Regions from separate parts of the Homo sapiens genome. Here region 2 is linked to region 1. A link is an interaction called in ENCODE POLR2A ChIA-PET data of the cell type or tissue named here. Cell type or tissue: B cell. All regions are shown on one strand. Each heading gives the region's core, and the rest is flanking DNA. Links, peaks and the distances in the headings are about the cores only.

Region 1 (14,626 bases), core at 5,239-7,738:
CAAACCTTTGGTACTTCCACACCATCACAGAAGTGCTGTCCTTTGTTAGAGCTTGCCCATTCTACCTCCCTGAGAGTCCAGTGTGTCTATTAGAGGAGCAGTCTGTAGGCTGAATTGAGAAGCTAGCGGTCTTGGGTCTGATTTTGCTGACAATTACAGACTTGAACAGTATGAAATGTACATGCCTTTCTGGAGATGAAATAGTTTGATAAAGCTAACTTTCATACATGGATTCATGAAAGGAAAGGATGGAGACCATTACCCAGCTTTGTAATTACCGTGTTTAGGACATCAGGCTTCAATGTAAATAGGTTTTAGAGCTCAGGAATGAAATATTTAATTTGGGATATACTTAAACAACTTTAAACCTAGAATTCATTCTTATCTTGACATTCCAGCAATTCTCTTCTTTCTGCCACTGGTTATGTGACCTGAGACAAATCACTTTGATCTCTCTGAAGTTTACTTTCTTCATCTGTAAAATAAATGAGATAAAATATCTCCTTTCTAAGGTTCTGCCTCTCTCAAAGATTATTTTATTCTGTCTTGTGATTTGAAATTATATTTTAGATGATTCGAAGATAAAAGTATGCAATTTGGTCTGTGATTAAGGTGAAGAAACTCCTGGGACAAGGCAGGCCTAGGGCTAGTATCAACCAAAATGACTGACACCTCCTCCATCTCTTCCAAGAGTGGTAGAAAGTTGGTATCCAAAGAGTTTACAAACTCAGGCTTAATTTGTCCATGATTTATCATGAAGAAGAACCACTGGTAGTACGAATTTTCAGGTAATGATTCTGGGGTTCAGCCTTTTAGAGTGTGATTATGCCAGCAATTAGAACTTCAGGGGATAGGACTCTGGAAAACCATCAGGAATGCTAGTGGGGAAACAGACAAAATAATTTTCTAGAAAACAGAAATGATCGGCTGGGCGCGGTGGCTTACGCCTGTAATCCCAGCACTCTAGGAGGCTGAGGCAGGTGGATCACCTGAGGTCGTGAGTACGAGACCAGCCTGACCAACATGGAGAAACCCCGTCTCTACTAAAAATACCAAAATTAGCCAGGCATGGTGCCACATGCCTGTAATCCCAGCTACTTGGGAGGCTGAGGCAGGAGAATCACTTGAACCCAGGAGGTAGAGGTTGCAGTGAGCCAAAATTGCACCACTGCACTCCGACAGAGCGAGATTCCGTCTCAAAAAAAAACAAAAACAAAAACAAAACAAAACAAAACCAAAAAAAAGAAGAAAAAGAAAAAAGAAAGAGCCAGAGCCCTCAGCACATTAGTGCTAACATAGATTAACATGTGCCCAGTTCTCAACCACGTTATCTCAGTCTCACAACCTCAGGAGGCAGATGCTATTTTCATTATCCTCACTTTAGAGGTGAGGAAACAGAGCTTTCAGAGGTTAAGGGATAGAGCTGGGATTCAAAATGAGTTATCTCTTCACTATTTACATGTATTTTACAGTTGCCCTAGGTTGCAACCCTTGACTCCAAAAAAAGGAGCAGGGACCTGGGCTTCTAATTTTGGATATACTTACAAGAATCCCTTTGCCTCATCTTTCAGATAAATCTCCAAGAGTGAAAGTTTTTTATAGAATACAGCTAATAAAGTCAGAAAGAATGATAAATTAGAAAATCCTCATTATGTAATCCCTAATGAATTACCACATCAAAGCTGGGTGGATCATAATTTAAGTGAAAGGCTGGTTGGGAACTTAAAAGTCAGGTCACTCCTTATGTGATGCAAAAGCAAGTACTTATCACCTTCTAATATATTCCTGCTAAAAATATTAGAACATGAGTCTGCATGAGCCTCTAGATCTACTAGTTTACAGGAAAAGTGGATGATAGTGGCACATAATTAACAACACTACAGAGATACAACTGTATGTAGAACACGAGAGAATTCTAGGGTAAACACCTAGTTATTTCAACAAATAAAGAAAAAAAGGAACTATTAAGTATTCTTTAAGTGACTTAAAGGAACATCAACAAAATACAACATGTGAATCTTATTTGGATTCTGGTTCAGACAAATCAACAAAAAGACTATCTGATAACTGAAGAAAATTAAACATCATCTATTATCAGATGATATTAGATAATAATTAGAAATCACTATTCATTTTGTTGGCAATGATAATAGTATTGTTTTTATATACTTTATGGTTAAGTCCTCACAGTTATTCTTGAAAACCAAATGGAATACTTATTACATGAAAACTTCTATACCTCCACATCAGTATTTTATAGAAAAATAAGCTTTATTTCAAAGCAATCTGAAAACAGCAGTCAGGGGGACCACATTTACAAACTGATAGGAAGGAGCACACAGTTACATGTCCATTTAGCAAGGTATCAAGTCAGGAATCTCACCAATTCCTGCCCAACACCTACTGAGTTTCCTCTTCAGGTTGAAACTAAAAAGTAGACTTGAACATCCCAGTGATGTCTTTGTTATCCAAACATGCTCCAAGTTCAGGAAAGAGGACACCTGGGCTCAACTTATTGAGGGATTTGCTTAATTATTTAAAAAATATTTACATGAGAATACAGCTAAGTTAGTAGCTTTCTTCACATTTTCACGTTTCGAAAGAGCCACAGAGGTTTCATTCATGTTTTAACCAGTTGAGTTGGTAAAGACCCTGTCTCCATTTTGTAAGAGATGGATTACATTCAATTACTCCTCACGACAGCCAAATGGAAGATTATTCTATTGCTTTTGAAAGATTATTCCATTGCTTTTGAAGTGCTGGTTGGACTGGCATCTGCAATGGTAGCCAAATAAATGAGATTTCTATGTAACACATGCTGGTACCTATGGGCAAAAAAACAGGCAAAAATCAGAGGCTTGTTTTTACCGACCATGAACAAAAAACTGGAAAATAATTTACCCACTCTAGTGGAATGGCTCATCCACTGACTGGATGATTCAGTGTTATCAACCTTCTTGTTTAACATATTTAAGGAAAATATAGTCAGATTCTCACCCATTCTTACTGATTACTTTCATAGCTACTATCATTTCTTGCTTGAACTATTGCAGTAGACACCTAGTCTCCCAGATCTATCTTTGCGCACCTACTTTATTCTCCACATAACAGCCTGAGAGATTACTGTACAATTTAAATCAAAATCATGTTATATGTCTATTCAAAACCTTCCAAAGGCTCCCATCTCATTCAGGTAAAGGTGAGCTGTTCTTGTGTCCTAATAAGGCCCTACATGATGGGGGCCTCCAGTCCCCCTCTGATCTCACCTCTTATGGCTATACCTTTGTTCACTGAATACTGGCCACAGTGGCCTCCTTCTGTGACTTGAAGATATCCGGCACACTCCTACTAGGGGGCTTTTCCACCTGATGCTTTCTCTGTCTTACTTATCTCACTATGCCTTACTACTGCATAGCTGGCTCCCTTACCCCAGGTCTCTACTCAAATATCACCTTATCAGACATACCATGTATAAAATAGCACTCCTCCCCCCACTTACTCTGCTTTATTCTTATTCAAAGCACTTATTATTATGTGCCTAATTATACATTTCCTTATAGATTCTAGAGTCTAGAATGTCAGCTCTGTGAGTGCAGAGCTGGTATCTGTTTTACTATGGATTTCCCAGAGTCTGAAACAGTGCCTGGTACCAGGAGTACAATTGTCCCTTGGTATCCACAGAGGATTGGTTCCAGGACACCTCCCTCCTCCCCTTAGATATCAAAATCTGAGGATGCTCGAGCTCAAGTCCCTTATAAAAAATGGCATAGTATTTGTATATAACCTACACACAGCCTTCCATATCATATACTTTAATTTATTTATTTATTGAGACGGAGTCTTGCTCTGTCACCCAGGCTAGAGTGCAGTGGCGTGATCTTGGCTCACTGCAACCTCCACCTCCTGGGTTCAAGCAATTCTCCTGCCTCGGCCTCCCAAGTAGCTGGGATTACAGGCACACACCACGCCTGGCTAATTTTTGTATTTTTAGTTTTTAGTAGAGATGGGGTTTTGCCATGTTGGCCAGGCTGGTATTGAACTCCTGACCTCAGATGATCTGCCCGCCTCAGCCTCCCACTGTAATGCCACAGTACTGGGATTACAGGGATGAGCCACCACACCTGGCTCACAGTTTAAATAATCTCTAGATTACTTATAATAACTAATACAACTTAAATGCCATATAAATAGTTGTTATACTGTATTTTTTTTATTGTTGTGTTGCTATTTTTCATTGTTTTGTGCTCCCCAATATTTTTGAAATGCAATGCAGAACCCATGGATACAGAGGACCAACTGTACTTATAAAATATCTGTTCAACAACTTCAAGAAGGGACAAAACATTTTCATGATCAACATAAGTTTACGGTGGGGGGGGTAGAGTTCTTCACCCAAAAAAATAAATCAGACAAGGGCTCAGAAAGCATGGCCTGTGCAATTGAAAAACCCCACTAGGAGATTTTGATAACTTTCTTACCCTTGGGTTGAGAATTACTGTACCAAATGGAATGTTTTGCAACCATTTTTCATATAGAAAAAGGAGAAGGTATTTACCATAAACTTTTAAAAATCAAATTACCAAATGCCAGAGTCAGATGTAAAGATTTACCCAAAAACTGATATCTCTACTATTCTATTAAGGTATTCAGTGAGGGACTGTAGGTAATTTTTCTAGGGGGTAGGGATTGTGAAACATTTCTTCAGTAACAATGAAATAATATATTTTTCTATAAGAAATGGGCATAAGGTCGGCCGTGGTGGCTCATGCCTGTAATTCCAACACTTTGGGAGGTCGAGGTGGGTGGATCATCTGAGGTCAGGAGTTTGAGACCAGTCTGGCCAACATGGTGAAACCCTGTCTCTACTACAAATATAAAAATTAGCAGGGCGTGGTGGCACACGCCTGTAGTCCCAGCTACTCAGAGGCTGAGGCACGAGAATTGCTTGAACCTCAGAGGTGGAGGTTGCAGTGAGCCGAGATTGCACCACTGCACTCCAGCCTGGGTGACAGAGGGAGACTGTCTCAAAAAGAAAAAAAAAAAGAAAAGAAAAAAATGGGCGTAATACCTGGACTAGATTCGGAAAAGAGACTCAGACTCTATTTTCTCTCATTTTGGTATCTACTTAGGGAGTGCATTAAATTATTATGCACAATTTACCTTTGACTTAACTTGTAAATCCTTTGTTTGTCTTTGTGTGTGTGTCACTAACAGACTGACGGGAAGTTAGAAATGAGAGGAAGCTTAGCAGTCAAATGGCCTGACCCCTTCACTTAACAGAGAAAGGATGAGGCAGGGATCCAAGATGAGAAAGGGGCCATGGCTCTAATCTCCTGAGCTTAGTTTTCTGTGTGCTCTCACCCCCATCCCTGTTGTCATCAGCCGGCATAGCTTTGAGTGAAGGAGGCTTTGCAGTGAGAATAATTCACATTTTGAAGAAAGAGCCACGTCTGACTCCAGGCTCCGCAGTGTACTCGTTGTATGGTCTTGGGCAGGTTGGCAAACTCTTTGAGCCTCTCTTTCCTCAGTTCAAAGAGGGGCTTAACTGCGATCAATCACCCAAGACTCTTAGTTCGAGAAAGCACCGCATCACACAGGCTTCCCCTCTACCCACAGGTCAGGGGCGCGGGGGTGGGGGTACTTACTGCACGCACTCGTTCCCGCGGCCCTTGTTCTGATACTCCACAATACAGCGGATCAGCTGGTCATTCTCCTCAAGGAGCTGAAAGATCAGAGAAAGAAAGGGTCAGTGCAGGCCGGGCGCAGTGGCTCACGCCTGTAACCCCGGCCCTTTGGGAGGCCGATCTAGGCGGATCACGAGGTCAGGAGTTCGAGACTAGCCTGGCCAACATGGGGAAACCCCATACTAAAAATACAAAAATTAGCCGGGAGTGGCGTCGCGCTCCTGTAATCCCAGCTACTCAGGAGGCTGAGGCAGGAGACTCGCTTGAAGCCAGGAAGCGGTGGTTTCAGTGAGCCAAGATGCACCACTGCACTCCAGCCTGGGCGACAGAGCGGGACTCCGTCTCAAAAAAAAAAAAAAAAGGAGAGAAAGGGTTAGTGCAGTGTGACGTCTGGACGGCGGGGGACCGAACCCCATGCCGGGGTCCTGCCCCGGCGCCTGTGCTGATTTCGTGCCCATCTCACCCCGCACCCCGGCTGCTCAGCACCCTTCACAGTCAGCTGGGAGGCCGCTCACTACAGGATGCTTCTCGCACCCCGCAGCCCCTCGGGATCCCGACTTCTCTCCGCCCGCCCGCCCGCCCGCGTGGATGCTCACCCGCTGGATAGTCTCTTGATTGACTTCCGCCTTGCCCCTCAGCCAGTCCGGTACGAAGGCCACCGACATCCCGAGGAACCTCCGGAACCACGACCGCCAAGCAACTCGACCCACGATAGGTGGGGCCTACGCTCTCGAAGTTGATTGGATGCTCCCGCCTACAGGGCGGGGTACAGAAGGGACGTCATTTGTGACTGGACGCGCAAGAGCTATACTCAGCGCTTTCCTCGGTCCCAGCCCCCAGAACGCCGGGGGCGTTTTCGTATCCTTTGCGCTTGCGCAGTCTGGAGAGCGAAACTTGTGGGTTGGGGCTGGGTCTACTGCTGACCTACCTGGCGTCAGCACCTCCAGTGTTAGGCTGTGCATGCTTTTTTTTTTTTTGAGATGGAGTCTCGCTCTGTCGCCCAGGCTGGAGTGCAGTGGCGCATCTCAGCTCACTGCAAGCTCCGCCTCCTGGGACTACAGGCGCCCGCCACCACGCCCGTCTAATTTTTTGTATTAGTAGAGACGGGGTTTCACCATATTAGCCAGGATGGTCTCGGTCTCCTGACCTCGTGATCCGCCCGCCTCGGCCTCCCAAAGTGCTGGGTGTGCATACTCAATCTATCTGCAGGAGCGGTTTGCTCGGCTTCACCCAGCGTGTCTGGCACCCAGATACATGGCTTCAGATCCATTGTCCTCTCTACATCACTCTGTGCCTCCAGGTCTGCATCTGGAGCATGAACATTGGCTATGGCATTGTCTCCTGCCAGGCCAAATCTGCAGGCCAGGAAAACTCTGGTATTAGCTTTACTCTTTGCTGAACGAGAAATTCGCGTTTTTCCACATAGCCTGGACTTATTTGGGGCAGGAATAATGCTTATTAGGTTGGCAACCCTAAAAAGCACTGGTATTTTCTCCATTTTACAGATGACGAAACAGGTTAAGTAACTTGCCCAAGGTTCCTTAGCAAAGCCAGTCTCTGAATACGGGCAGCCTGGCTTTAGAACTCTCACCCTTAACAACCCGGGACTGCCCAGGCACCATACCGCAAAGGTGTTGTGCCGCAAGATGCAAGGAGGAAGCTGGACATACCTTCTTGGGCCACATGGTTACTCCTGGTGACCACTGCAACTGAATTGGTTGTAGTCTTCTAGACCAGTGGTCCCCAGCCTTTTTGGCACCAGGAATTGGTTTCGTGGAAGACAATTTTTCTTGTCTTCCACGGAGGTGGGGGTGGTTTTGGTATGAAACTCTTTTACCTCACATCAGCAGGCATTAGATTCTCATTAGGAGCGCGCAACCTAGATCTCTTGCAAGTCCAGTTCACAATAGGGTTCACGCTCCTGTGAGAATCTAATGCTCCCGCTGATCCTAATGCCCCCGCTGATCTGAGGGGGCAGAATGCTCGGCGGTAATGCTTATCCGCCCTCTGCTCACCTCCTGCTATGCGGTACCGGTCCCCTGTTCTAGCCATCCGTGGTGGATGTGGTAACAAGATTCGTTTTCCCTGGAGTGAGCAGCGGCCACTTCATTTAGGAGGGAGATCTTGGGAACCTACACTCCTAAAAAGGGGAGGTCCCTAGAGCTTTATTCCCCTGAGTGGTGGCCCTGATCCTGAGCAAGCTCATCTGCTTTACTGGGCTTTCTCTCCACAATCCCTTTATTCAAACCTGTGAAAAGGCAGCTTTCATCCCATTTCTTTTTTCTTTTTTTTTTGAGACAGAGTCTCGCTCTGTCACCCAGGCTGGAGTGCAGTGGTGTGATCTCGGCTCACTGCAACCTCTGCCTCCCGGGTTCAAGCGATTCTCCTGCCTCAGCCTGCTGAGTAGCTGGAATTACAGGTGCCTGCCACCACACCCGGCTAATTTTTTTTTTTGTATCTTTAGTAGACATGGGGTTTCACCATATTGGTCAGGCTAGTCTTGAACTCCTGACCTCGTGATCCGCCCGCTTCGGCCTCCAAAAGTGCTGGGATTACAGGTGTGAGCTACTGTGCCCGGCCTGCTTTCATCCCATTTCACAGAGAGGTAAACCCGGTGAGAGAAGTGAGGTAACACCTGAGCTGGGGCGGACTCAGGGCTTCCTGGTTACCAAGCCTGCACTGTTAACTCCACATCAGGCTTCCTCCTCAGGAAAATTCCCCAAAGCTTTCAGAGACACAGAGTGGGCAGAAAAGGAAACATCAGGAGCAGGATACAGGTCTTCCGTAGTTCCACTCAGCCCTATTCCTGTTTAGACAAGTGAGGAATGACAATAACATGAGATGGTCCAGACAACAATCCTCCCACCTGTGAAAGCTTCCCTGGGATTATGGGCATGAACCACCATGCCCGGCCTATACTTTTGTTCATAAAGTTTAAGTGACTTGCTTACCAATCTTATGCAAAATTTCATGTAATTTATATAATACTATATAACATAATGCTACATATGGTATGTATATATACACACAAAGATCTGTCCTGGGTATTAAGTATCTTACCTGTAGGCTTTATGTTTATGGCTCTGAAATGGAGGGAACTGGGACATACATGTTTTGAGGAATAAAGTGAAGGGGTTTTTTTGTTGTTGTTGTTTTTTGATACAAAGTCTTATTCTGTTGCCCAAGCTGGAGTGCATTGGTGCAATCTCAGCTCACTGTAACCTCCACCTCCCAGGTTCAAGCAATTCTCCTGCCTCAGCCTCCCGAGTAGTCTGGGACTACAGGCATAAGCCACCATGCCCAGCTAATTTTTTTGTATTTTTAGTAGAGATGGGGTTTCTCTATGTTGGCCAGGCTGGTCTTGAACTCCTGACCTCATGATCTGTCTGCCTCGGCCTCCCAAAGTGCTGGGATTACAGGCGTGAGCCACCGTGCCTGGCCCCGGTTTTTGTTGTTGTTGTTGTTATTGTTGTTTTTGTTTTTGTTTTTTTGAGACAGTTTCACTCTTGTTGCCCAGGCTGGAGTGCAATGGTGCAATCTCGGCTCACTGCAACCTCCACCTCCGGGGTTCCAGCAATTCTCCTGCCTCAGCCTCCCAAGTGGCCAGGATTACAGGCATGCACCACCACGCCCAGCTAATTTTGTGTTTTTGGTAGAGATGGGGGTTTTTACCATGTTGGTCAGGCTGGTCTTGAACTCCTGACCTCAGGTGAACCACCCACCTCAGCCTCCCAAAATGCTAAGATTACAGGTGTGAGCCACAGAGCCTGGCCTAAAGCGAAGGTTTTGAGTGAGGTTTATATAAGGATTTGATTTTTTTTTTTTTTGAGACGGAGTCTCGCTCTGTCGCCCAGGCTGGAGTGCTGTGGCACGATCTCGGCTCACTGCAAGCTCCGCCTCCCAGGTTCATGCCATTCTCCTGCCTCAGCTTCCCCAGTAGCTGGGACTACAGGCGCTCGCCATCACGCCCGGCTAATTTTTTGTATTTTTTTTTTTTCAGTAGAGACGGGGTTCCACTGTGTTAGCCAGGATGGTCTCGATTTCCTGACCTCGTGATCCGCCTGCCTCGGCCTCCCAAAGTGCTGGGATTACAGGCGTGAGCCACCGCACCTGGACTGATTGGTTTTTTAACATCATTAAAGTTTCTATCAGGTAAAAAAAAATGAGATGGTGTTAGGGTGAGGCAGGTGTTATAGGGGACCAACCTGTTCCAGCATACAGGGAAAGACCTCCAGAAGAAAAGGTTTATAAAGGCAGTATAAAGGCAAAGTGGAGGTTAAGCAGGACACAGGTGTCCAGATTCTGTACTCTCCTAGGAGTAATGGGAGCCATGGATGGTTTTAGGCAGAAGAATGATGAAGCCTGAGATGCATTTAGAGTTTTATTGGCTGTAACATGGTGAAAGTTAGGGAAGACGCCCAGATGAGAAACAAAAAGAACAGTGACAAGGCTGCTACAAGCATGCAGGCCAGAGATAGTGGGAGCAATGAGAAAAGAAGTGTGTGCATTTGAAAGACATTAGAAGTAGATTTGGCAGGCCTTAGTGATCAAGTGGGGAGGGAAAGAAAAGGGAAATTAGGGATGCCTTCTGGGGTTCTGGGTTAAGCAACTGAGAAACTGGTGATGCCCCTTATGTAGGCAGGGAACAGTGGGGGAGATGCTGGAATGGAAATGAAGGTGATATATTCAGTTGTGGAAATGTACAGTGTGAGGTGATGTCAAACGATGTTGAGGCTTGTGGCTATTTGGGGCTGAAACTCAGGGACAAAGGCTAGGTTGGAGATACAGCTTTGAGAAACATCACTTGTAGAAACTGACTGGAACTATGTAGTGGATAAGACTGCCTAAGGAGAATGTGATAGTTTCTCTTATGGCAGAGGAAAAGAAGCTGCAATGGAGACTGAGGGGAGAAAGAGACTAGAGATATAGGAAGAGGAAAACCAGGAGAGTGGGGGTTATGGCTTTTTTTTTTTTTTTAAACAGTGACTGAAAAGGACATACAGGACAGCAATGACAAATGCTGTTGAAAGGTCAAGGAAGGGGTGGGTGCAGTGGCTCACACCTGTAATGCCAGCACTTTGGGAGGCCGAGGTAGGCAGATCACTTGAGGTCAGGAGTTTGAGACCAGCCTGGCTAACATGTTGAAACCCTGTCTCTACTAAAAATACAAAAATTAGCCAGGCATGGTGGCACAGGCCTGTAGTCCCAGCTACTTGGGAGGCTGAGGCTGGAGGATCACTTGAATCCGGCAGGCAGAGGTTGCAGTAAGCCTCAGTGCCATTGCACTCCAGCCTGGGTGACAGAGCGAGACTCTGTCTCAACAACAACAACAAAAGAACAAGGAAGAATAAAGACTAGGTCTTTGAGGAGGGCATTTTCAGTGATATGGTGAAACAGGTATCAGAACTGCAGGGGACTGAGAAATAATGAAAGGTGAAGGTGAAGCAATGGAGTGTTCACATATAGACCACTTTTTCCATGAGGTTTGGTTGTAAAGGGGAGAGGGGAAAGAAGGTGGTAGCTGGAAGGAGAGGAGTTGTCTGGAGCTAAGGGACATCACTTTGATGGTTGCTCTTTCTTCAGTAACGGAGGTTCCTGGGAGAGCAAGCGGGGGAGGGGGGGTTGAAGAGTGGGAGATCTGGGGAGCATGCAGGATATTTGGAAGTTGATTTTGGGGGAGAGCTGGAGAGAGAGCTGCCTTGGCAAATAGGAGCGCTGAAAGGTGTTGAGGACCTAGTTGAAGTTGACAATGTATGTAGCACTGATCTGTGTGGTTGTGAGATTTTGTCCAGCAGCACTTAGAGCCAAGAAGCAGATTCAGAGAAGACAGAAGGTTGGATTCTTCCAGGATTGTAGTGCTGCCAGATGGGTGTTACTATCCTTCTAGTTATGCCAGAAAGATAACTGTGCAAGGAATATAAGTATATTGGGAAGAATGTGATGGAGGTGATAAACCCTGAACTCTCAGCTGATGGGGAAGGAAATGAAGACTCGATGGAGCTTATAAATAAAACAAAGTAGAGGGACAAATGAACTGGAAGTTTCTGCAGGCTAGAGAAACCATGAAAGGAATTCAGAGAATAGCAGAAGGACAGATGAAAGATCAGGTGTCTGCATTTATAACTTCAGAGGTGGAGCTCTTCTGTGGTCCAGGGTGTTACCCTAGGAGTGGAGGACTGAAGAGGACTGGAAGAGAAAGACTCTGGAGTTGACTGTGAACCTGGAGCCAAAGTGAACAATGATTGGAGATGAGAGCTAGGACTTTAGGTACTACATCTCACCCCTGTTGTCCAATCTACCATGGTGCCTGAACCACACCAGTTGCACCAGTCAGAGAGTGTAAGGTCCTGTTCTAAAGCACTCGCACCACAAGTTTTGAGAGCCCAATTCCCCATATTTGTTTGTTTGTTTTGTTTTGTTTTGTTTGTTTTTTGAGATGGAGTTTCGCTCTTGTAGGTCAGGCTGGAGTGCAATGGTGCGATCTCGGCTTACTGCAGCCTCCTCCTCCCAGGTTCAAGTGATTCTCCTGCCTCAGCCTCCCAAGTAGCTGGGATCACAGATGTCCACCATCACGCCCGGCTAATTTTTGTAATTTTTCAATAGAGACGGGGTTTTGCCATGTTGGACAGGCTGGTCCCTGACCTCGTGATCCACCCACCTTGGCCTCCCAAAGTGCTGGGATTATAGGTGTGAGCCACCACACCTGGCCCCAATTCCCCATATTTGAAGAGCACTTATGCTACAGGGTTTTCAATTGCCTTTACCAACCCTGAATCTCCTGGTTTTTCTCCTTCTTTGTGCCTGTTATGACCTACCCTCATTATCAGAGACTCATTGTGGGAGGGGACTACACAAGGGTATAAATCCCAGGAGGTGGTGAACCCTGGAGGCTATCTTAGACTGTATCACAATTCTCTTCAGTTTTCATTTTGTAATTTTTCTCTGGCTATGTAAGCCCCACTTCGATTTCCGCCCATATGATGCTGACTTTCAAAAGTCTATGTCCCGGCTAGGCGTGGTGGCTCACGCCTGTAATCCCAGCACTTAGGGAGGCCAAGGCGGGCAGATCACTTGAGGCCAGGATTTCGAGACCAAACTGGCCAATATGGTGAAACCCCCATCTCTACTAAAAATACAAAAATTAGCTGGGCGTGTTGGCAGATGCTTGTAATCCCAGCTACTTGGGAGGCTGAGGCAGAAGAATCACTTGAGCCTGGGAGGCGCAGGTTGCAGTGGGCCGAGATTGTGCCACTAAACTCCAACCTAGGCCACAGAGTGAGACTCAGCCTCAAAAAAAGTCTGTGTTCAGCCCAGACCTCTACATTGACCTGCAACCTGTATATGCACCTGCTGTGTTGACATCTGTATTAGTCAAGGTTCTCCAGAGAGAGAGAACCAATGTGATATCTATATATCTACAATATAGATCTATATCTATAGATATATGGGAGGGGATTTATTAGGGGAACTGGCTCACATAGTTATGGAGGCTGAGAAGTCCCACAATAGACCATCTACAAGCTGGAGAACCAGGGAGGCTGGTAGACTGCTTCAGTTCAAGACTACCCTGTCTTAGACTTGGCCTCAGAACCAGGGAAGCTGAATGGTGTATCTCCCAGTCCAAGGCCCAAGCCGGGAGAACCTGGGGAACCACTGGTACAAGTCTTGGAGTCCAAAGGCTCAATACTTGCTAAATGAATAAATGGACGGACTCTACTACCTAATCTCCTAGAGTTAGGAGATTAGGGGAACGGGGAATTCTGATGCCAAGGGCAGAAGAGGGGTGTCCCAACTCCAGAGTAGAGAATTTGCCTTTCCTCTGCCTTTTTGTTCTATTATGTGGTGCCTGCGCATATTAGATGAGGACAGATCTTCCTTACTCAGTCCATTGACTTAAATGCCAATATCTTCTGGGAACACCCTCATAGACATACCCAGAAGTAATGTTCCCCCAGCTACCTGAGTATCCCTTAACCTAGTCAGGTTGACATCTAAAACTAATCATCGCAAAATCCTAACCAAGTCTCAAAGGTGCCTCAAATTCAACTTGTCTAAGATGGAGCTCAAGATCAATCTTATCTCCTCTTCCAGTGTTCTCCATATCTGTGAATCCCTGCACCATCCATCCATTTATCCAAGGCTGAACAGTGGCATCATCCTTGAAGCTGCTTCATCGCCCCTTCACATCCAACTCATCACCAAGTCCTATTGATTTTGCTCCTACATTTCTCTGCAGCCTTCTTAGATCTCTTTTTCTTCACTCTCACCCTAGTCCACACTCCAGCTCCATTCTCTCTTGCCCAGATGACTGCACTGGCTCCCAGGCCAGTCCCACCATAGCTCTGTTGAGACTTCTCCATTTTGATCTGCACTTTAGCAGCCAAAGTGAGTTTTATAAAATGCAATTTTGACCAGTGTTCTATGGTCCTAAACTTTCCACTATGGTCCATAAAATCCTACATGGTCCTGCCCCTTCTATTCGCTCTAGTGGATCTCACTCCACTCCTTTATTCTCTAAACTCTGAGTTTCTTTTCTTTTTGTGGTAAAATGTACATAACCATTTTTAAGTGTGCAGATCTGTGGCATTTGGTACATTCACATTGTTGTGTGATCATCACTACTATCCATTTCCAGAACTGTTTCATCTTCTCCAGCTGAAATTCTGTACCTATTAAGCACTAACTTTCCATTTCCCCCTTTCTGGGTTTCTTTTCATCCCTCAAAGGAGCTCTGCTGCCTTCCACAGAGTTCTTATATACATGCTAATCTCTCCATCTGAAACACACTTCCTCTCCCCTTTGCCTAGTTAGCCTCCTGTGATTCCCAACACCAGCCTAGAAGCTTCTGTAAATTCTCCCAAAACCCCTGCTCCTCCCTGAAGAGCAGTTTGTATTTATACAGGTGTTTGATTGTTTGAAGGGTGCTCTCACCCTGCCTCCTC
Region 2 (14,626 bases), core at 5,425-7,924, 100 kb after region 1:
CCAGGGGTCTGAGAGCAGGGCTTGGCCAGCGTGTGCAGGGAGGAAGTAGAGTTAGGGACAAGGTTCAAGGTAGGAAGGGCAGAGAGGGGCTGAGTTTCAGAGGGTGCCCATAACCACAGACAGCACTGCATCCTCTCTCAGAGCTCATTTCTGAGGCAGTGAATTCCTGAGGGGGGTGAGGCCACTTAGCCCAGGGAGAACTCAGACTAACTCCACAGGGGATCTCAAAGTTCTCACGCTAACCTCCCTCTTCCCAGTCCTGCGTTCCTGTGTGTAGCTGACCTTCGGCAGAGATTCTGGAAAAGGGAGATACTGTAGGCAGGACAAAACACAACATGGAGTTTAACATAATTGATGCCACCAGAGATTAGTGTGTGTGTTAAAAATGTGAGGGTATCCACTGGGGAAAAAAGAAAGTATGTAACTCCCAAATAACCAGAAAAAAGAAAAATGAAACTAAGAAAACTCCATGTATCCAATAAAAGATTGTTTGTTTGGGAGGATTAAAAATAAAGATTGTTTGTTTGGGAAGATTAAAAATAAAGATTGCTCGTATGAGAGGATTAAAAATAAAATATATGATAAATAGAAGCATCAAATCATGTATTAGAAATAATTACAAAAATGAATCATCATAGTCAATGGGAATGGGTGAGAATTTAAGATAGAAAACAAAAGGCACAAAGAGGATAATTCATATTGTTAGACCACTCAGTCTTTCAAGAAGATATAAAAATGCCAAACGTCTATGCCTCTAATGCTATAGCCTCAAGTTATGTAGAAAAGGGAGGGACTGTCAAATCTACAGTCCTAGTGGAAGAGTTTAACACCCTTCTCTCAGAAATTCTTTTCAGTTCTCAGAATAAGGAGAGCCACATCTCCCTCTATGTGTATATGTAACTAAAAATATGGTGTCCAGCAACCAAAGCAAGTTGCAGAATGATATGTATGATACAATGTTACTTTTATAGAGTTAACAATACTATCTGCAAACAATACTATGTAACTTTTATGGATACTAATTATGCAGTAAAAGTGTAAATCATGTCCAGGAATGATAAACACAAAGACATGTTATTAGTTACCTCTGCAAAGAGAGGGAGGGGAATGGAATAAGGGAGATGTATTAGCTTTTTTTTTGAGACGGAGTCTTGCCCCAGGCTGGAGTACAGTGGCACAATCTTGGCTCACTGCAACCTCCGCCTCCCGGGTTCAAGCCATTCTCCTGCTTCAGCCTCCCGAGTAGCTGGGATTACAGGCACACGCCACCACGCCTGGCTAATTTTTGTATTTTTAGTAGAGACGGGATTTCGCCATGTTGGCCAGGCTGGTCTCGAACTCCTACCACAAATGTGGCTGCTTGAAACAGCACTCATTATTATCTCACATTTTCTAGAGTCAGAAGTCCATATAAAGGTTAGCTGGGTCTTCTGCTTGAAATCAAAGTGTCAGCCAGGACTGTGTTTTCATATGAAGCTCAGGGTCTTCTTCCAAGTTCAGTCAGGTTGTTCAGTTTTCATTGTTATTCCAAGTTCTTTCAGGTGGTTCAATTTTTTGCAGCTATAAGATTCCCTACTTTTTTGCTGGCCATTGACTTGGGTGTCATTCTCAGCTGCTAGAGGTTGACCTCAGGTTCTAGCCATGTGACTCTCTCTGTAGGCAGTTCACAACATAGAGGTTTGCTTTTTTTGACAGGCCAGCAAGAGAGTATCTGCTGCAGCTTTGAAGCTGTCTGACTTATGTCTCTGAACTCTAGAACCTCCTTTTAAAGGGCTCACCTGATTAAGTCAGGCCCACCCACACTCACAGGGAGGGGATTATACAGGGTGTGCACACCAGGAGGCAGGAATCTTGGGTGCCATCTTAGAATTCTGCCAACCACAGGAGGGATACACAGGGGATTCTCAACTGCACTGAATATTTTATTTCTTTAAAAAATGTCTACAGCAGGCCAGGCACAGTGGCTCATGCCTGTAATCCCAGCACTTTGGGAGGCCAAGGAGGGCAGATCACAAGGTCAGGAGATGGAAACCATCCTGGCTAACATGGTGAAACCCCGTCTCTACTAAAAATAAAAAAATTTAGCCGGGAGTGGTGGTGGGCGCCTATAGTCCCAGCTACTTGGGAGGCTGAGGCAGGAGAATCGCTTGAACCCGGGAGGCAGAGGTTGCAGTGAGCCGAGATCATGCCACTGCACTCCAGCCTGGGTGACAGAGTGAGACTCTGTCTCAAAAAAATAAAAAATATGTTAAAAAACTACAGCAAATATGACATTATATTAAGGTCTAATAAAACTGGGTGACGGATATTTGGGTTTGATTTTCTTATTCTTTTCTCCTGTATGTTTGGAAATATTTCACGCATAGACAATTAATAAATTTTAAAACACCAGAAATCACCCTTTTAAGTAATTATTATGGTAAGGAAGTAAAAATTGGAATTATACATTATTTAGAAGTGAATAACAATGAATATTAAAATAAGAGATATGAACATTCTAGTAACTGGAGGAAAATTTGTAGCCTTAATTGCACTGATAATAAACAAGAAAGATAAAATTAGTGAAATAAGTTAACAGCTAAATATACTAGAAAAAAATAATAAATTAAATCCAAAGAAAGAAGGAATTAGTAACTATAAAAACAGAAAACAATGAAATCAAAATAAAATATCAAAGTGATTAATAAAGTAAACTTTCCTCTTGAGCAGACCAGTAAATAGACAAAGGTTTAGCAAGGCTGATCACAAGTGAAAGTGGAAATATACAAGAGAAAGGACATAGTTCCAAGAATAGAGTATATTTGAAAGCTATGAGGGAATACTATCTTAATGCCAATATATTTGAACATCTAGGTGAAATGGGTGCTTTTCTAGAGAAATATAAACCATTAAATTTACCCCTAAAAAATACCAAGCTCAGATAGTTTTATAAGAGAGTTACATAAACCTTTAAGGCACAGATAACTCCTATGTAATCAAACTGTTTGAAAGCAGTGAAGAAGATGAAATGTTTTCCAACATATTCTACGAGGTATCATAATGCTGATATTAAAACAAAGCAAATATATGGTAAGTAAAAAAAAACTGCATTTCCATTTTATAATTTCATGGATATCAATAAATATATAAATCTATGAATTAATTTAATACATATTTAACGTCTAATGTTTAATTCATGTTCATACATAAACATAGAAGCAAAAATTAAACAGCAGCGTCAATAAAGTACAAAGTTGTCTAGTTCCTGAGCTAAGACAAGGGAGACAAACCACGGCTGCCCCACTGGGGAAGGTTTGAGGCAGGTCTGTTGTCAGCTGCTGTGCCTTAGGCAGGATGCTGCTGGCTGCTGCCTGGTGAGGTGAGGGGACCTGGGCCCAGGACGGGTGTGGGCAGAGGCAGCCTCACCTGCCAGGTGGGAGTTGAGACTGGAGGAGAGGACCCTGGCTGGTCACAGAGTGGCTGCCCTTGATAAACCAGATGTTTCCAGAAAGGGATGGGCCCAGAGTCTGGGCTCCCATTGGCTGAGAAGGTAGAGCACAGCCCAGGTCTGTGCCTCTCTGACGAGGACCTCAGGACCCTGAAGAAACGCCCAGAGAAACCCAGGTACAGCCATATCCTGATCCTTGCAGAGCAGGGGTGGGAGTATCTATTTAACTTTCTTTTGACCCATCAGCCAGACCTGGGTTCTGACCTGGGGCCTTTGCAACAGCCACTGTGTCATTCCCCTGACTGAAGGATGGGTTCTAGGACTGGGGCCAAGCTTGTGGCTTGAAGACCAGGCAGAGAGAGCAAGAGATCTGAGTTAGGTTGGGGAAGCCCAGCTCTAATCCCTCCTCTGTCCCCCACTGCAGCCACAGGTATCCAGCATAAAGGCCTCTAGGGACCCTAGGCCCAACTGTGCCCACAGGCAAGCAGCCATGCTCACTAAATGCTTCTTCTTATCATCTTTATTACTTTGATGATTACCAGAGTGCCAGCCCCATGCTCGGCCGTGGGAGTGTGTGTCTACTCTCCCTGGGGAGACAAGGCTATTTTAGGGTCCCAAGGCCCTCTCGAGAGTGGCTGCCCTCTCCCTGATGGCTGCCCACAGTGGCAAGGTAGGCTGGTGCCCTGCCACTGGACAGGGACCGTGGCCTGCAATCTGGGGTCTGCAGCAGATAGCCTCGGGTCTCACTGGAGCCAGAAGCCACCCGTCTCCCTCCTAGCCTTTCCTTTATTTGGATGGAATCTCAGTCCATTGACTCAGGTTCAGGAAATATGGCTTGTCTTTATTTTCTAGAATTCAAGTTAATTTTGGCTTTATACTCTCATTACACCGGATTGGCAAAAAATAGAACTTCAGCCTTTCTTGGGTTCCTGCGTGGTTTGTTCTGGGAAAATGTTAGAGATCTCCTTCCTTCTCGCCCTCCATTGGTTGCTGGTTCTGCCAAGACCCACAGTAGCCCAGCCTGCATGGTCCTGGCAAGTTCAGGGTCTGGGGCTTTGGGGACTGAGGGTTTGGTGGGGCTGGGGCCTGGTGTCCAGGGCGCAGCCTCCTGTGTACCCTGCAGTCCCCTTCCTGAGGTGGGAGGTGGGGAGCAGGTAGTGAGTCTAGTGCTGCTCAAGGGAGACAGTTTGGAGGAATCCCAGGGAAGTCCTTCCCTTCTCCTCCTGGGTCCCCAGGCTTGGCACTTGAAAACAAATGCCTGGACAGGAAGTGTCTTAGGGTCACTTCTGCTTTTCTTCCAGCCTCCACCCTCCTCTGCAGTGAGGGGAATCATTTCCGGGAGAAGAACAACAAAGACCATCTCATGCTGTCAATGCCAGGTTGGGTCCCTAACGCTTTCCCCAGGTCCTCACCTCCATTCCCTTCCAAGCTGGGCCAGGACAACCTCAGGCTGTGGTGGTGCTTCCTCTGTGGAGGGAGGAGAGGCCCCAGGAGCACTCTCTTTTCTCCTTTTGAGGAAACTTGGTGAAGGCAGCACTCAGCAAGGAGAGCAGGCCTGGGAAGCTGGGGGTGGTGGTGACCAGGGGAACCAAACTGGAGCTGCCTGGCAACCTAGCTGCAGAGAAAAACCAGCTGGGTAGGACCACCTGCGCAGGGCTGGGAAGGAGGCCAGGAAGATGTTTGCTGAAGATAGAGAGGCAGGAGGAAGAGAAAAGAGGAAGGAGAGATAGGGGAGGAGGGATGAGGAAGGAAGGAAGGATGAGGAGGGTGGGCAGAGGATGGAAAGTTGGGAGAGAAGAAAAAAATGAGAGGGGAGGAGGGAGTTGGGAGGGAAGAGGAAGCCAAATGCTGGAGCCAGGGGAGGAAGGGGAAGTCTTTTCTTGCAAGCGCATCCCTGACTGCTTTCTCTCACCCTTTGCTTGCAGTCTCAGGTCATCTTTAACTTATCCCTCACCTGCTCACCTGTTCACCTGTTCACCACAATTGCTTCCTCAGAATCTCTGGAACCCCATTCTCCAATCTCAGTATCCGGATTGAGTAGTATTATTGTTTGTTAAGAAGAGCTTCAGGCCAGGTGCGGTGGCTCACACCTATAATCCTAGCACTTTGGGAAGTCAATGTCAGTGGATCACTTGAGGTCAGGAGTTCGAGACCAGCCTGGCCAACATGGCGAAAGCCCAGCTCTACTAAAAATACTAAAATTAGCCAGGTGTAGTGGTGCACGCCTGTAGCCCCAGCTACTTGGGAGGCTGAAGCAGGAGAATCACTTGAACCCAGGAGGTAGAGGTTTCAGTGAGCTGAGATCACCCCACTACACTCCAGCCTGGGTGACACAGTGAGACTCCATGTCAAACAAACAAAAAACAAACAAACAAACAAAAAATAAAGAAAGAAAGCTTCAAAATACATGAAGTGAATAAAGTATTATAATGATCTTCCATGCACCCATCACTTAATTTATTTCCTCTGTCCCTCTACCTCAACCATGATCATTTTGAATCCAATTACAGATCTACCATTTTATCTGTAAATATTTGAGTGTGTACATCTAAAGGATAAGGACTCTAAAAAATAACCACAATACCATTATACACAACACAATTTTCACACTAAGAAATACCAAAATTCCTTAATAGCATTCAATATCCAATCATTATTTAATTTTCATTCCTTGCCTTGTAAGTGCTTTGATTGATAATTTATTTATTTTTACCAGTTGTTTGCTTAAATACAGAGATTCACACATTCAAATTTCATACAGAGACTCCCCTCAATCTCTCTGCCTGTGCTTCTCTTTTCCTTGCAGGCTCTCTTTTGAAGAAACTGGGTTGTGGGTTCTGCGCACGGGCATCCTCCTGTCAAAGTTTGCTGCTTGTGCCCCTGTGGTGTTATTTAACACATTTCTCTCAGACTGACTATTGTGGAACACATTTTAAAACATCAGCGAGATCCTGTGGCTCCTTAGTTCCGAGCGCTTACCAGGCCCTGAGTGATGCCTCCATCACAATCCTTCACCTCTCTTCTGGTCTTCTGCTCTCCCTGAAGGCATACCAGCCTCCCTGCTATTTTAAAAATTTATTCCTAGACCCCTGCTGCTTTTCAGTCTGTACTGGCAGCTCCCTCTACTTGGAATGCTCTTCCCCGGTATTCCCATGGCTCCCCACCTCTCTTCTCAATGCCAGTCCCCCTCCTTAATACTGCAAACTGCTCCCTTCCCCCCAACTCCTAAACCTCTTTACTCTCTACTCTTCTTCATAACACTTATCACCTTCCAAGGTATTGTGTCTCTAGGGTACCTGGAGGCAGTTCTTACATCTGCCCTTTCTCTACCCACCCATTCCTCCCCTCTGGCTCCCAACCCAGTGGGTACTGCTTACTTGGTAAGGGACTTCCAGGCCAGGTGCCAAGGAAGGGGAGGAACTGGCCAGACCAGCTCATGCCTCTGTTTGCACAGGTCTGGGTAAAAATAGCCTCAGCTATGCACGCCTCTCTCGCCTCCTCTTTATTCTAGATCCTGCCCAGGCCTGAGTCACTTGCCAGCTGTGCTTGCCCCTAGGCCTATTCTTGCCTGAGATGGGATAAGGCCCAGAGGAATAAGGATAGGGACCCTGACAGCATTAGCAGCTCTGCTGCAGCTCGTGTGAACCTTGACGCCTGCTGCCACTCTGGGAAGCCACCCTGAATTGACCGCTGGCTTCTTTTGCTTTGTGGTGACCCTAACTTTCAGATTATTTAACCCCTTCTTTGGGGGTAGGCCTGTCTGTCCTCTGTCTTGCATGGGGAGGAATTGGGGTGGGGAAGGAGCAAGGAGGAAGCTGAACTCCTGCCCTGGGAGCTCCCAGGCTAAGTAGGGAGACCAGAGTCTCTTGTAGGAATGAGGTAGGGTGTGAGTGGAGACTGCAGGCAGAGCTTAGCCTCTCTGGGTGGTGCAGATCAGAGGAAGGGCTTCGCGGGAACTGTGCTCTGAAGAAATGGAGGGTCGGAGGAGAGGTCTTGGACTGGTGGTGGAAGAATGAGTGTGTGTGTGTAACCTATGGTGGGAGAGTGGAGAGAAGGTAGAAAGCAGAAGGCTTGCTGGAGCTAAGACCACATTTGAGGGTAACTGGCCACCAGCGGAGGGCCATACTGCGGAGTAAGAAAGTACAGAACTGTGCGTAACAAAGAAATGTCTTACTCCTGGTCTGGAGGAGTGCCAATGCATGGGGAAGCCTGGGGATGAGGAGCCCTTAGTCTGAGGCCAGACTAGGGCTGGGTCTTACCCTACCGTCCACACGGTGGGGCTGGATGTTCTGCCATAGCCAAGCTGCTCTAGCCTGGCACATGCCAGCCACTCAGCTGAGGGAGTCACTTCCTTATCCTCCTGGTGTCAGTGTGAAGACGCACCACACAGAGTTCATCCATCATCCAGTGCCCTTCTGATTGGGGGGAAGCCACAGCTCCTTTACTCTTGACCCACGTAGTTCAGTGATTGGGTAGGGCTTATACTCCGCTCTGGCTCCAGTAGTGAGCACCTGCCCCAGGCCTGGCCAATGGGAGTCTTGCCAATGGTCACATGCCCCAACCTGGGCCAATGAGCATCAGCCCTGGGGCTTTTGCTGGAACTGTGGGAAAGAAGCTGCTTTTCCACTAGTAAGCTGGGAAAATGCAAGCTTGCTGCTGCTGTGGCATATTTACCTGCTTGAGATTTGAGCAAACACAAGGAAATCAGATCCAAGCGATAGAGATAGACAGATTTCTGATGACATTGTTTGAGTTCCTGAATCCAGTTGCACCGGAAGCCCTGTGAACTTTTCTGTTTCTGTTATATAAATCTCTTCTTTGCTTAGGCCAGTATACGTTGGCTTCATGTTAAGTGAAACAGAAAGAGTTTTAATACTGCAAGTTCCAACTCCAACTCCCCAGTCCTCAAGTTGTTCAGGGACAGCAGAATGGAAGAGGCCATCTTGGGAAGGAATGGGAATGTACGTGTGGTTCGTTTTAGCCCAGGACAGAAAGAAGCACTTCTTTTGAATCTTTGTGTTGGCCTCCGCTCCTGGGCAGTCTCTCCTGGACCTGGTGCCCTTTCTTTTTCCTTAGAGAGATGTTCTGCTCTGTCTCCATAGAGTGAGTAGAGCCAGTGTGGTTCCTCCAGACCTCCCCCTCAGTCCTGCCAGGATGTGCTGCTCCTTCACAGTAAGGGCTTCCTGCATCCCCTTCCACCCAACCCCACCTGCTTTCCATCTGGAAGAAACACTCAGTGTCTGTGTGCGAAAGGAAGACAGTCTTTACAATCTTGATGACAGTGTTGATCTCAATTTATTTCTTTATTCTGGGGATTCATTTCCATGTGAAATCAGTCAGGACAGCACATGTCGAGAGGAAGTTTTAGATGCTGAATTTGTGAGGATATAGCTTCAGCTACGTGGGCTAGAGATGGGAAGAACAGCGGCTTAAATAAGACAGGGATTTATTTTTTTGCATAGAGAAGCCAGAGTTGGTGTGGAGGCTCTTGCTGTGACATGAAAGGCCCAGAGTTCTTCGGTCTTTCTACTCCACTATCCTTTGGATGTTGTCTGTATCAGTTATTGTACTGGTTTGCTCTGGCTGCCGTAGCCAAGTACCATAAGTTTGGGGGATTAAACAACAGAAACTTATTTTCTTGTAGTTCTGGAGGCCAGAAAGCCCAAGGATAGGGTGTTAGTAGGGTTGGTTTCTAAGGACTAGGAGAATCCCATGCCTCTCATCCAGCTTCTGGTAGTTGCTGGCAATCTTTGGCACTCCTTGGCTCGAAGAAGCATCATCCCAATCTCTGCTTTCATTTTCACGTTGGCATTCTCCCTGTGTGTCTCCAAATTTCCCCTTTTTATAAGGACATCAGTCATACTGGTCTAGGGCCCACTCTAATAAGTTTATTTTAACTGGATTACCTCTGTAAAGACATTTACTTCAAATAATGCTACATTTTGAGGTACTAGGGGTTAGGACTTCAACATGTAAATTTTTGACAGGAGAGCCACAATTCAACCCATAGCAGTTATTTAGTATTATATAAGAAATTGACCTAAAACTTAGTGGCTTTAATAAATTATTTATTATGTCTTATGGTTTCTGTCGATCAGGAATTTGTAAGAAACTTGGTTGGACAGGTTTGGCTTGAGACCTGTCATGAGTTTGCAGTCAGATGTCAGCTAGGGCTGTAGTCATCTAAAGGTTTATTTGGGGTACTATCTATTCCCAACCATTTTCTCTCTCACGTGGCTATTGGAAGGAGGCCTTGGTTCCTCCTCCATGTAGACCTTTCCACAGGGCTACTTGAGTGTCCTTATGTCATGGCGGCTGGTTCTCCTGAGTGACAGACCCCAGGGACTGAAATGGAAGATAGAGTGCCTTTTATGACTATCTGTGAGAGTCATACACTGTCACTTCTGCCGTATTCTATTGATCACAGAGGCCATTCTTGGTTGAATGTGGGAGGAGGCTACACAAGGGAGTGAATATCAGGAGGTAAAGACCTTTGTCCACATGGCCACTGCTGCTTCTGCTTTCCAGGCAGTGAAGAGAGGCAAAGGGGAAGAAGATGGCATGCCCCTTCCTAGCAACTGAGTGATTTGGAAGTTGCACAGTCACCTCTTCTCACATCCCATTGGCCAAAACTTAATCACATGGCCACCCATGGCTAAAATACACAGCTGAGCAATATAGCCTTTATAAGAGGCAGTCATGTGTCCAGCTTAAAAACTCTATTACTATATCTCAGTTTGGGTCTCCCTAGAAGCAGAACCTGGAGCAAAGTACTTGGGTCCAGGTAGTTTATTTGGGAGGTGACCCTAGCAGGCTGCAGGAAGGGAGCAGGGAGTGTGCCATCAAGCTCTCTGCTTCAGAAGATGGGGGCCCAACTCAGCGAGAACCTCAGAAGCCTCCCAGAGTGAGTGGGAAGCTGGGCCATTTATCTGTGGGTCCCACTCTGGGGAATTAACTCCCCTGCACTTCCTGGCTGCATCTCCCACTCATCCCCCAGCTGACTCTGTGACTTTTAAAAATAGCCCTGAGACAGGCAAAAGGAGAGACCTATGACTGTTGAGGTGGGATGTTGAGGGCTGGTATAGAGCTGGCCCCTGCAGCTGCAGCTGTTATCAGAGGAGGGGCCCCAAATATCTGCTACACTCTGGAAGAAGCAGAGGTCAGACAGGAACCAACCTAGCATCTCTCATATAGTTTGCCAGTTTTGCCTGCCCTGCTCCCTACTCAAAGTTTCTGAGGACAGGGGTCCAGGTTGTGCAGCTTAAAGACCTCCTGTCAGCCACTGACTCCCCAGGGCAGGTGCTGTGGACTCACTTCAGTTCGTGCCTGGGAGTTCACTTCTCGGCTCTGCCATACCAGCCTTCAGTGACAGCCCAACATGGTCCATCTCCAGGAAAGTCCTGGAATGTGGACTCTATCACTCCCGGACCCCCTACTGGGAAATTGAGGGCTGCCCTGTCAGTCCTTGGCCACCACCCAAAATCCCAATTCAAGGGGCTAAGTCTAGTGCCTGTCAGGCTCTTGTTTCTATTCCACCCTGCCAGGAACCCTCACCTGCTAAGCTCCTTGCTGGGCACAGTGGAAAAGTTCAGAATCCATAAGTACAAGTTAAAACAATAAGTAGAAAGAAGATAAGATGGAGTAAAGTCCTTTTCTGGGCAGTCTGGCTGCCAGCCCCTGCCCTAGAACATTGGTTTCTAAGATTTTCTGGCCCATCTCTGCAAGGATTGAATGAGGACCCCTCCCAACTGGAGGCCATCACTTCCCTCTTTCATGGGGGTCTGTCCACAGCAGGGGTTTGAACCTTTTTACTGCCATGGACCTTCTTTTGAAGCCTATGGACCCTCATTAGGACAATGTTTTAGTTATTTATTTTTTTCAATAGTTTTGGGGAATAGGTGGTTTTTTGTTACATGGATAAGTTTTTTAGTGGTAATTTCTGAGATTTTGGTGCATCTGTCTCCTGAACAGGTGTCTTTTTCATGTAATGACTTTTTTTTTCCTTTGGGTAGATACCCAGTAGTGGAATTGCTGGATCAAATGGGAGTTCTACTTTTAGTTCTTTAAGGAATCTTCTTACTGTTTTCCATAGTAGTTGTAGTAGTTTACATTCCCTCCAACAGGGTAAAAGTGTTCCCTTTTCACCACATCCACTCCAACATCTATTTTTTTTTTTATTTTTTAATTACAGTTATTCTTGAAGGAGTAAGGTGGTATCGTATTGTGATTTTGATTTGCATTTCCCTGATAATTAGTGATGTTGAGCATTTTTTCCATATGTTTGTTGGCCATTTGTATATCTTCTTTTGAGAGTTGTCTATACATGTCCTTTGCCCATTTTTTGTTGGGATTATTTGTTTATTTCTTGCTGATTTGTTTTGGTTCTTTGTAGATTCTGGATATTAGTCCCTTGTTGGATGCATAGTTTGTGAATATTTTCTCCCACTCTGTGGGTTGTCTGTTTACACAGCTGATTATTTCTTTTGTTGTGCAGAAGCTTTTCGGTTTAATTAAGTTCCATCTATTTGTTTTTGTTTTTGTTGCATTTGCTTTTAGGTTCTTGGTCATGAACTCTTTGCCTAAGCCAACGTTTAAAAGAGTTTTTCCAATGTTATCTTCTAGAATTTGTAGGTTTCAGGTCTAAGATTTAAGACTTTGATCCATCTTGAGTTGATTTGCATATAATGTGAGAGATGAGGATCCAGTTTCATTCTTCTACATGTGGCTTGTCAGTTATCTCAGCACCATTTGTTGAATAGGGTGTCCTTTCTCCACTTTATGTTTCATTGCTTTGTTGAAGATCAGTTGGCTGTCAGTATTTGGCTTTATTTCTGGGTTCTCTATTCTGTTGCATTGGTCTACATGCCTATATTTATACCAGTATTTTATGCCATTTCGATAACTATAGCCTTGTAGTTTAGTTTGAAGTTGGGTAATATGATGCCTCCAAATTTGGTCTTTTTGCTTAGTTTTGCTTTGGCTATGTGGGGTTTTTCTTGGTTCCATATGGACTTTAGGATTGCTTTTTTCTAGTTCTATGAAGAATAATGATGGTACTTTGATGGGAATTGCACTGAATCTGTAAATTGCTTTTGGCAGTGTGGTCATTTTCACAATATTGATTCTACCCATCCATGAGCATTAGTTATATTTCCAATTAGTTTGTGTCATTGGTGATTTCTTTCAGCAGTATTTTGTGGTTTTCCTTGTAGAGATCTTTCACCTCCTTGGTCAGGTATATTCTTAAGTATTTTATTTTTATTTTTATTTTTATTTTTGCAGCTGTCATAAAAGGGATTGAGTTCTTGATTTGCTTCTCAACTTGGTCGTTGTTGGTGTAGAGCAGTGCTATTGATTTGTGCACATCAATTTTGTATCCCAAAACTTTACTAAATTCATTTATCAGATCTAGGAGCTTTTTGAATTGGTTTTTAGGGTTTTCTAGGTATATGATCATATCATTGGTGAATAGTGACAGTTTAACTTCCTCTTTATTGTTTTGAATAAACAATAAAGCCTTTTATTTCTTTCTCTTGTCTGATTGCTCTGGCTATGACTTCTGATACTATGTTAAATAGAAGTGGTGAAAGTGGGCATTCTTGTCTTGTTCCAATTCTCAGAGGGAATGCTTTCAACTTTTCTCTGTTCAGTATAATGTTGACTGTGGGTTTGTCAGAGATGGCTTTTATTACCTTGAAGTTTGGCCCTTCTATGCCAGTTTTGCTGAGGGTTTTAATCATAAAGGGATGCTGAATTTTGTCAAATGCTTTTTCTGCATCTATTGAGATAATCATATGATTTTGCTTTAAATTCTGTTTATGTGGTGTATCACATTTATTGGCTTGCATATGTTAAATCATCTCTGTGTCCGTGGTGTGAAACCCACTCAATCATGGTGGGTTATCTTTTTGCGATGCTGTTGGATTCAGTTAGCTAGTATTTTGCTAAGAATTTTTGCATCTAAGTTAATCAGGGATATTTGTCTGTAGTTTTCTTTTTTTGCTATGTCTTTTCCTGGTTTTAGTATTAGGTGATACTGGCTTCACAGACTGATTTAGGGAGGATTCCCTCTTTCTCTGTCTTTTGGAATAGTTTCAGTAACATTGGTACCAATTCTTCTTTGAATGTCTGATAGAATTCAGCTGTGAGTCCATGTGGTCCTGGATTTTATTTTGGTAGCAATTTTTAAAATTACTGTTTCAATCTTGCTACTTGTTATTGGTCTATTCAGAGTTTCTATTTCTTCCTCATTTAATCTAGGAGGGTTGTATGTTTCCAGGAATTTATCCATCTCCTCTAGATTTTCTAGTTTGTGTGCATAAAGGTGTTCATTGTAGGCTTGAATGATCTTTCATATTTCTGTGGTATCTGTTGAAATATCTCCTATTTCATATCTAATTGAGCTTATTTGGATCTTCTCTCTTCTTTTCTTGGCTAATCTCACTAACGGTCCATCAATTTTGTTTATCTTTTCAAAGAACCAGCTTTTTGTTTCATTTATCTTTTGGGTTTTTTTGTTTGTTTCAATTTCGTTTAGTTCTTCTCTGATCTTTGTTATTTCTTTTCTTCGGCTGATTGGGTTGGTTTGTTCTTGTTTCTCTAGTTCCTTGAGTTGTGACCTTAGATTGTCTATTTGCACTCTTTCAGTCTTTTTGATGTAGGCGTTTAATGCTATAAACGTTCCTGTCAGCATCGCTTTTGCTGTATCCCAGAGTTTTTTTTTTTTTTTTGAGATGGAGTTTTGCTCTGCTGCCCAGGCTGGAATGCAGTGGCACAATCTTGGCTCACTGCAACCTCTGTCTCCCAGGTTCAAGTGATTCTCCTGCCTCAGCCCCCTGAGTAGCTGTGATTACAGGTGCACATCACTACGCCTTGTTAATTTTTGTATTTTTAGTAGAGACGGGGTTTCGTCATGTTGGCCAGGCTGGTCTTGAACTCCTGACCTCAAGTGATTTGCCTGCCTTGGCCTCCCAAAGTGTTGGAATCACAGGTGTGAGCCACCCCACCCAGCCTCAGAGGTTTTCATAAGTTGTGTCACTATTATTGTTCAGCACAAAGAATTTTTAAATTTTCATTGTGATTTCATTGTTAACCTAAAGATCATTCAAGAGCAGATCATTTAATTTCCATGTATTTGAATAGTTTTGAGTATCCCCTTTGGAGTTAATTTATAGTTTTATTCCACTGTGATCTGAAAGG

The links. Peaks named below come from ENCODE experiments on the same cell type or tissue, not always from the same donor. Only the 100,000 strongest peaks of a DNase experiment are listed, where the experiment ranks them.
Region 2: POLR2A ChIA-PET joins it to region 1 with 5 read pairs; 9 of 35 experiments call an interaction of 5 or more read pairs at or near these places.

Annotation. Positions count from the first base shown.
Region 1 is chr3:42,582,621-42,597,246 of GRCh38, reverse strand. It overlaps SS18L2 (SS18 like 2), which reads right to left and starts at 6,387. Exons shown (of 3, transcript NM_001370300.1): 1 at 6,281-6,387; 2 at 5,646-5,722; 3 at 313-2,825. The coding sequence starts at 6,349. The coding sequence ends at 2,738. It also overlaps a transcript of SEC22C not described here. In B cell, for the core only: no CTCF peak of the experiment used is centred there; a DNase peak (open chromatin) is centred at 6,516; H3K4me3 peaks cover 1,684 bases; H3K27ac peaks cover 1,955 bases.
Region 2 is chr3:42,482,744-42,497,369 of GRCh38, reverse strand. It overlaps LOC124909372 (a long non-coding RNA gene), which reads right to left and starts at 6,904. Exons shown (of 2, transcript XR_007095894.1): 1 at 6,805-6,904; 2 at 6,061-6,307. It also overlaps a transcript of VIPR1 not described here. RefSeq lists an enhancer at 6,968-7,227. In B cell, for the core only: no CTCF peak of the experiment used is centred there; a DNase peak (open chromatin) is centred at 6,899; H3K27ac peaks cover 1,469 bases.